Linked DNA regions of Homo sapiens: region 1 is linked to region 2. A link is a contact called in ENCODE Hi-C data. All regions are on one chromosome and are shown on one strand. Each heading gives the region's core, a stretch centred on a gene start or an enhancer-like site at or near the end of the contact. The rest is flanking DNA. Distances are from core to core; before and after follow the strand shown. Region 1 holds the start of ATP5MC1 (ATP synthase membrane subunit c locus 1). Region 2 holds the start of SKAP1 (src kinase associated phosphoprotein 1).

What was found. Hi-C counts contacts between places; a loop is a spot of excess contacts on that map. Pooled maps may share reads with other maps.
Region 1: a map with no recorded cell type shows a loop between it and region 2 (11-fold over the local background). The contact joins the promoter of ATP5MC1 here to the promoter of SKAP1 in region 2. A Hi-C loop is called at or near these places in 2 of 37 single-sample maps with no recorded cell type and 5 of 50 pooled maps.

The regions. Positions count from the first base shown.
Region 1 is chr17:48,891,039-48,894,965 of GRCh38, reverse strand. It overlaps ATP5MC1 (ATP synthase membrane subunit c locus 1), which reads right to left and starts at 2,179. Exons shown (of 5, transcript NM_005175.3): 1 at 2,056-2,179; 2 at 1,510-1,557; 3 at 517-594. The coding sequence starts at 1,548. LOC105371814 (a long non-coding RNA gene) reads left to right here. Exons shown (of 4, transcript NR_135674.1): 2 at 2,289-2,719. RefSeq lists enhancers at 1,377-1,426, 1,467-1,576, 2,157-2,276, 2,287-2,746, 2,384-3,363.
Region 2 is chr17:48,428,752-48,432,683 of GRCh38, reverse strand. It overlaps SKAP1 (src kinase associated phosphoprotein 1), which reads left to right and starts at 2,470. Exons shown (of 13, transcript NM_003726.4): 1 at 2,470-2,609. The coding sequence starts at 2,564. RefSeq lists a silencer at 2,297-2,556.

The DNA.
Region 1 (3,927 bases), core at 930-3,429, 460 kb before region 2:
CAGGACTAGGGAAATTTCATGGGTTAGGCACACCTCACTTTTATAAGTTTCTTACCTACAAGGCTTACCTTGGGGGACTTAGAACTATTAAAGCATACAGATTCTCCAACTCTCCTCCCACTTTGGTCTAAAGGCAACTTAAGCTGAAGGACCCCTGTCTGGGAACATTCCTTGATTTAAAAAAAATTAATTAATGGGTTTTTATGAGTCAGGGTCTTGCTCTGTCACCCAGTCTGGAGTGCAGTGGCATAGTCACAGCAGTCTCGACCTCTGGGATTAACCAATCCTCTCATCTCAGCCCTGGAGTAACTGGGACTACAGCCACATGCCACCACACATGGCTAATTTTTTTATTTTTTTTGTAGAGATGGGGTTTCACTGTGTTGCCCAGGCTGGTCTTGAACAACTGGGCTCAAGTGATCCTCTCGCCTCAGCCTCTCAAAGAGCTGGGATTACAGGTGTGAGCCACCATCCTGGGCCTTGGGAACATTCCTAAGAGAGCTATTCCTCCCTTACCTGTTTAGATGAATTCACTGGGCTATTCAAGAAGGAGGCAGACACAGGCCTGATTAGACCCCTGGTACAACAGCGGATCTGTAAAATCAGAAAGCCACATCCTACCAAATCAGTCAAGGAAAAAAAATCCTAATTGCTGAGCTGTCAAAAATGACTACAGATTTCATAAACAGAATAAGTTCAATGTATTTCAAGGTCAATTTATTCCTGTTCCTATCAGATAGGCCTGCCCCAGAGACAGCTGTCTCAATAGCTTGATATAGTCAGCAGTGGCAACCTTCACCATTCAAAACCAAACCAAAGTTCACTTCTTTGGGCACAGCTTTAATCAGCTTCTCAGAATGGAACAAGAACCCACACTAATACCAAAGCAGGTACAGGAAAGGTTTATACCCAGATCACCAAGTAATCAGATGGGGGAAATTTTATTCTGCTAAAATACACTCACAGCTACACACCCTAAATGGAGTGGGCCAGTCAGCCCCGGAAACCGACTGGAATAGCCATCCAAGGAGAGCCATCTGTAACATGGCTTTTTTGAAATAATTTTTAGTGCAGTGGTTCTCAAACTTGGCTGCACGGTGGAATCATCTGGAGAAGTCTTAAAAGATACAGATGCCTGGGTTCCACCCCCATTCCCAAAGTCTGATGCAAATGGTCTAAGGTGCAGCCTAGGCATCAGGATTTTAAAAAGTTCCCTGGATGATTCTAACGTGCAGCCACTGTTGAAAACCACTGTTTTAGTGGGCTGTCTCTATGGCCAGGACAGACTGGGGATAAAAATCAAATCCAGACTCTCTGACCACATTCCAAAGCCAAGATAGCTTGGTTCACAGGCCCAGATAAACAGGGGTTACCTTCATCACATCCTACAGCCACCTCAAAGAGCCTACATCATCAGGACGCCAAGCTCCCCTGGGTTCATTCATTAAACACTGATGGCGTCCACACCATACACCTGGTACTACAGAGCACTGCGGCGCGGCACCTTACCAGAGCTGGAGAAATGAATAATGCCCCGGCGGTCTGCATTTTTTCAGTCTGCAGAGGGGGAAAAAATAGTAATAATAATCCCACTGAGACCCTGGTTGTTTGCTTATAATGACGACCTTTGGTCGTCCCCTTCACCCCCGTCCGTCCTCCCTAGACCACGCTCTTCCTTGCACCGTGCCCCAGCTGAGGAGGGCATTAGAGGTCAGAGGGACAGAGCAGTGGGTCTTCAAAGCAAAGTCATGGAGATCGGAAGTCAAGGAAATGTGCCCAAGCCCCAGGAAGGAAATGTTGCGAAAGGGAATGGTCTCTCGGGAAGACTGGAGGCGGATACTGGGCAGGTGTCGCGCAGGATCCTGCCCATCTTACACAGCAGTCCCCGACCCGCCCCAGCCGAGGCAGTCAATCGTTCATTACCGTTGGTAATTAACATTCATTGATAAGGCCATATCTAGATTGCCATAGCCTCTCCCAGCACTGGGGGGAAATACCCCTCCACACTGCCCAGCCCACAACCCTGCCTATTGCTGGCTCCCGGCCCCAAGTCACCTGCACTCCTACTACCCTGCAACCCCTGCTTGGCCCACAGCGCTCGCCCGGCTCAAGGTGACAGACTCACCTCCCAGCTTTAGCCCTTGGTCTCAGCGCTCAGCTTCCCCCACCCACGTGTCCTGGACCTTCTCCATTCTCATTGGCCGTAATATCCCCGCGTCCCCATTGGTTGACGTCATCGATTCCCCACTCTTATTGGCTTTCCGCAGCTGCTTCCTCTCCCTCCACAGGAGCTTCGTGGCAATTCCCGCCTCCATGCGGATAGAGGCGGGGCTTTCCTACGAGATCTGGATTACGATTGGCCGATCCCTGAAACGCTCGACCATAGAGTTGGCGGGACTCAGAGGTTCCATAACCTCGCGCACAAGATGGCGACCAAGGTGTACGCTGAAGAAAAAGGCGTGGGAGAGATGACGGGACGTGTGACGCAGTCAGACACATGACTTTGGCCCCGAGCCTTCATTCGGGCGCTTGGGCCACGGGGCGCGTTGCATGTTGGGATTGGTAGTTGCGCTGAGGGGGGGGGCCCAAGGACAGCTGAGATCCCGCGAGATATTCTAGGCCGGGAGAGCCGATGCCTTTGCAGTAATTCCCACCGTGGAGGTTTGTGGAAAGACCGCTTTCCATGGAGAGTAAAGGCCGGCTGGAAAGTCCCCAAGCGGTGAGCGCAGTTTTGTGGACCTCAGCCGGTGTTCAGCAGTCATGGACTATCATCCAGATGGCTTTCTAAAACATTTGTTGGGCCGGGTGCAGTGGCTCACGCCTGTAATCCCAGCACTTTGGGAGGCCGAGGCGGGCGGATCACCTGAGGTCAGGAGTTCGAGATCAGCCTGACCAGCATGGTGAAACCCCGTCTCTACTAAGAATACAAAAATTAGCCGGGCATGGTGGTGGCGCGTGCCTGTAATCCCAGCTACTTGGGAGGCTGAGGCAGGAGAATCGCTTGAACCCGGGAGGCCGAGGTTGCAGGGAGCCGAGATCGCGCCACTGCACTCCAGCCTGGGCAACTGAGCAGGATTCCGTCTCGGGGGAAAAAACAAACAAAAAAATTGTTTATTTTGTAAAAACAACACTGAAAGAATGAAATAATATCCCTATAGAAAAACGAGCAAAGGATAGGAACAGGCAATTCAGTAAGGAAGAAATATGAATTGCAGGAACGAATGTCAGCCTTCCTAATCAAAGAAATATAAGTTTAAACGCTCCGCTTAGTACTGCTCAAAACAGCAGAGTTCTTTTTATTAATGTGAGCCACACGCTCTCCTATATTGCTGGTGAGAGGATGAATTAGAAAACCTTCCTTGAAAGCAGTTTGGCAATATTTATTTTTATTCAAAGGCTGTGAATGGGCCATCCTCTTTGACCCAGTAATTCTTGAGTAACTAAGAGCCTTTAAGCTCTCCATCCACTTTTCATCCAGTAATATCACTTCTAGGAATTTATTTTGAAGAATCAGAAATGCAGATTCTTTTAAAAAGATGTGCATTTGCAGAGTTTGTCGAAATTGGAAACAAGTAAATGTTCCACTGACAGTAAAAGGTGAAATAAGTTATGATATTTTCACTTGATGAAATAAGCAGAAATAAAACAGGAAATAAAATCATGTGTTTTTTTTGAGACGGAGTCTCGCTCTGTTGCCAAGCTGGAGTGCAGCGGCGCTATCTCGGCTCACTGCAAGCTCCGCCTCCCGGGTTCACGCCATTCTCCTGCCTCAGCCTCCGGAGTAGCTGGGACTATAGGCGCCCGCCACCACGCCCGGCTAATTTTTTGTATTTTTAGTAGAGACGGGGTTTCACCGTGTTAGCCGGGATGGTCTCGATCTCCTGACCTCGTGATCCGCCCGCCTCAGCCTCCCAAAGTGTTGGGATT
Region 2 (3,932 bases), core at 1,221-3,720:
TGTATTTTTTGTGTAACAGTTTAGATTTACCAAAAAAAAATTGAGATGATAGCACAGACAGTTCCCATGTATCTTTCCTTGCTTTTTAGTATGCCTCATAAGTACTTCAAAATGATTCTAGAGCAGCTACAATTTTATAGGTGAAGTGGTGAAGTTGGTAAAAATGCCATGGGGGTACCTGGTACTTGATCCCAAGCCTGAAAGGGGTAGTCTGCCCATTGCTATACTTTCTTTCTTTCTTTCTTTCTTTTTTTTGAGATGGAGTCTTGCCCTGTCACCCAGGCTAGAGTGCAATGGCCTGATCTCGGCTCACTGCAACCTCCGCCCCCCGGGTTCATGTGATTCTCCTGCCTCAGCCACCCGAGTAGCTGGGATTACAGGCGTGCACCACCATGCCCAGCTAATTTTTGTATTATTAGTAGAGACGGGGTTTCACTATATTGGTCAGGCTGACCTCAAACTCCTGACCTCGTGATCCGCCTGCCTTGGCCTCCCAAAGTGCTGGGATTATAGGCGTGAGCCACTGTGCCCAGCCACCCATTACTATACTTTCTCAGGGCAGGAAGGAGGATGAGCAGGAGCCAGATACCCCAGAGAGGCTCATGCCAGCCTCTGTCCCCTCACCCCAATTTACTGCAGCTTGTAGGTGGGTCATGTGACACTGAAACCAATGCACCACTGCTTTTCAGATGGCAGGATGCACTGTACTCCTTAAAGGATCACACCCTCATCTTTGAGGCTGTATCTCTGGATGGGAAACAGTACAAGGAGGCAGGCACTTTTATCACACTCATCCTTCTCGATGGTTTCTTCTTACTGCTCTTGCCCCGTCTGCTAGATTGAGTCCATCATTATTCCCCTTATGGCTGTTGTAAAAACCATTTTACCCACTTCCCCCTGTGTCTTTTCCCACCACTCCTAATCTTTTCTACATATTCTGTAGGTTGAGTCTGAGAATAGAAATGCCATTTTTTACAAAGAAGGAAAAAGGCAGAGGTGGAGATGTGTGAGGCCACATACCACCCCGGAGCTCTGGTTAGGTCATTCCCAATCTCAAAAATTGTCAATGGCTCCCCAGTGCCCTCTCAATTAAGTTCAACATTCCTATTCTGACTTTCAAGTCCCTTCACAGTAGAGCTGCAGTTTATCTTGACAACCATAGTCTTTCTACAACATCCAGTAAAAGAGGGCTACTAACTATTCCTCAAGCTGGTGAGGGCTCTTCCATCTTTCTTTACTCTGGTCCTTCCACCTGGAAAGTCCTCTGCCCCTTCAAAGTCTGGTGTGTTTTTCAGAGCCCATCTCAAACACCACATGCACCTTTAAACACTCACATGCACACTGGCACTTCTTTTTATTTTCTTTCTTTTTTAAGAGACAGGGTCTTGCTCTGTTGCCCAGGCTGGGGTACACTGGGGTGATCATAGTTGGCTGTAACCTCAGATTCCTGGGCTCAAGTGATCCTCCTGCTTCAGCCTCCCAAAGTGCTGTGATTACAGGTGTGAGCCACAATGCCTGGCCTCTTCCCTCCTTTTCTGGTATTCAGCTCCCTTCTTTTATCAACCATAGCACTTTATACTTTTTTCATGGCAGTTGACCTATTGTACTTAAAAAACCTCTTTATTTTGAGAATTATAGATTCACAGAGAGTTTCAGAAATAATAGAGGAACTCTGTCTACCTTTACCCAGTTTCCCCCAAGGGTAACATCTGGCACTATTACAGTACCATGTCACAACCAGGACACTGACACCAACTGTCCCTTGAATGAGACCGTGTGATTTTGTCCTTCACTTTCCTCCCTTCCGCAGCTCCTGGAGGGAAAGGGCTCTGTTCTCCTCTCCCTCAGCTTTCTCCCTGTGTTACCCCTTCCTTTCCTCAGGGCCTTTCCATCCTGAGGGAGAACAGCACAGTTTGGTTTCCTGTGTCCCTTGCTGCCACGCTGCCGCGATTCTCCCAAATGTTGGTGTCCTTATATTGCTTATTGGGAATTAATCATTTCCTTTCAACATTGTGGCTTCCCAAAGAGCGAAGTTTTGCCCTCTTTTCTGGGGATGGAGATGTGAACTGGACCGGCAATTGAGGGGTGCTATGCTTGACGGGGATCTCTTCCTTGGATTCTGCCTCCCTGCACCCTACTTCAGGCACCCCGTGGTCTTTCAAATCTGCCACCGTGAGGTCAACTGTTCGGTGCTTAGGATGGAGTGTCCAAAGCCGTGGGTCCTTTGAGCCTTGTGAAGTCTTTTGTTTTGGTGGGTGCTGGAGGGGCGCACCTTTGGCCTCGCACGGTGCGGTGCTTCCGGCACCCCCAATCCTTCTACCGTGGGGCTCCGGCGTGAGCGCCACGTGCACCCACGCCCCGCGCCCCGTTCCGGTCCCCGCCTGCCGCCCGCGCCACTTCCTGACGCGCCCGGGGACCCACGGCCCCGCCCCGCGGCCGGGCTGGGCGGGCGGCGACCGCGGCTGAGGTACAGGTGCCTCGCGGTGCAGCCGGGTCGCCTTCCAGCCCGTCCGCCTCCCGACCAGGGCCCGCGCCCCGTCCCGCCTCTCTCCCGCCCAGCCAAATGCAGGCCGCCGCCCTCCCTGAGGAGATCCGTTGGCTCCTGGAAGGTAACGCCCTGGCGCAGGCCCCCTCCAGTGCTGAGCCGAAGGCCGAAAGGGGACACCAGGCCTCCCACGGCCAGGCTTTCTTTACGGCTTCGTCACTCACCTCCTTCTAGAACCTTAAGGCTTCTAGAGCCCTCAACTCCCTAGAGCCAGCTTTCCATCCTCTCACCTCAGGGCCCCTTTCACTCCCTGGAGTCCCACATCTTCTTTTGCCTTGAGGCACCTCCACGCCTCCACTTCACCTCCCCGGCTTCTAAAGTCCTCAGGCCAGGTTCTTGGTCCCCCATGCCACCTTGCCTGGTCTCCGACCTGTCCCTTTCTCCAAAGGACTGCCCTACATCTGTAGGGTTTCCCGTCCCCCTCCTTCCCCAGCCACGACTTCCTCACCTCTCACAGAAGACCCCAAACCTTCCTGCTTAGAGGTCCCCGAGGCTCTCCAGGGGGCTGCGAGGGGCTCATGGGATCCCCATGGGCCAAGGCCAGGTGGTTGACGTGAGTTTTTGTCAGTGCGAAAACCCCAGCCCTCCCTTTATCACCCTGCAGACGTCTAGGGGTCTCACCCACCCCAAGGCAGGCTCATTCTCAGTATGGGATTTCCTCCTTTTCTAGAAGTGCCCCCATTGTGGTGTGTTCACCTTCCAACTCCCATTGTGGTGTGTTCACCTTCCAACTACAGTGTCTAAGCGGTGGTTTAAAGAGTTCCGGCCATCCCCGTCAACACTCAACACACACTGCCAACACTCCAAAGAGATGTCACAAAGAGACGTTGCTAACGGGCAGTTTCATCTGCTGGGTTTCGTGGTGGAAGTCACTTTTACTTGCTTTCCTGTAACTAACCTTCCAGGGAGGACAGAGGCCTGGAATCTGCAGTCGCATAAGGCTCCCAGGAGGAAACTATTCAGAATTAAGCCTTTTGGCATCTAAGTTGACATAGTTGACACATATTTAACAGACGGCCTGCTTTGGGCAGGTCATATTTTTGGCAAGCAGTATTTTTTTTCAGTTTCTCTCAATTTAATTGGTTTTATATCTCCATTACCTTGTTATCTCGGTATAAATGCCTCCTAATCAAATATTTGGCAAGTCCTTTTGGTCTCTGTCTGTAGCACTATTTCCATTCTGGATTGCTTCTATGTAAAAGCTGTCAGCTAGATATTTCTTTTGAGGTGAGGTTTCCAAAATCCGTTTTACTTACGATCAGAATAAATCTAAATTTTGGGGGTAGAAAACTATTTGCAGGGTAAAAGAGAATTATCTGGGTGTCTAAGAAGAAACAATCCAGCCTTTCCCTCTGTTGTTGGTTTAATATTAGGCTTGTGAAGGAAG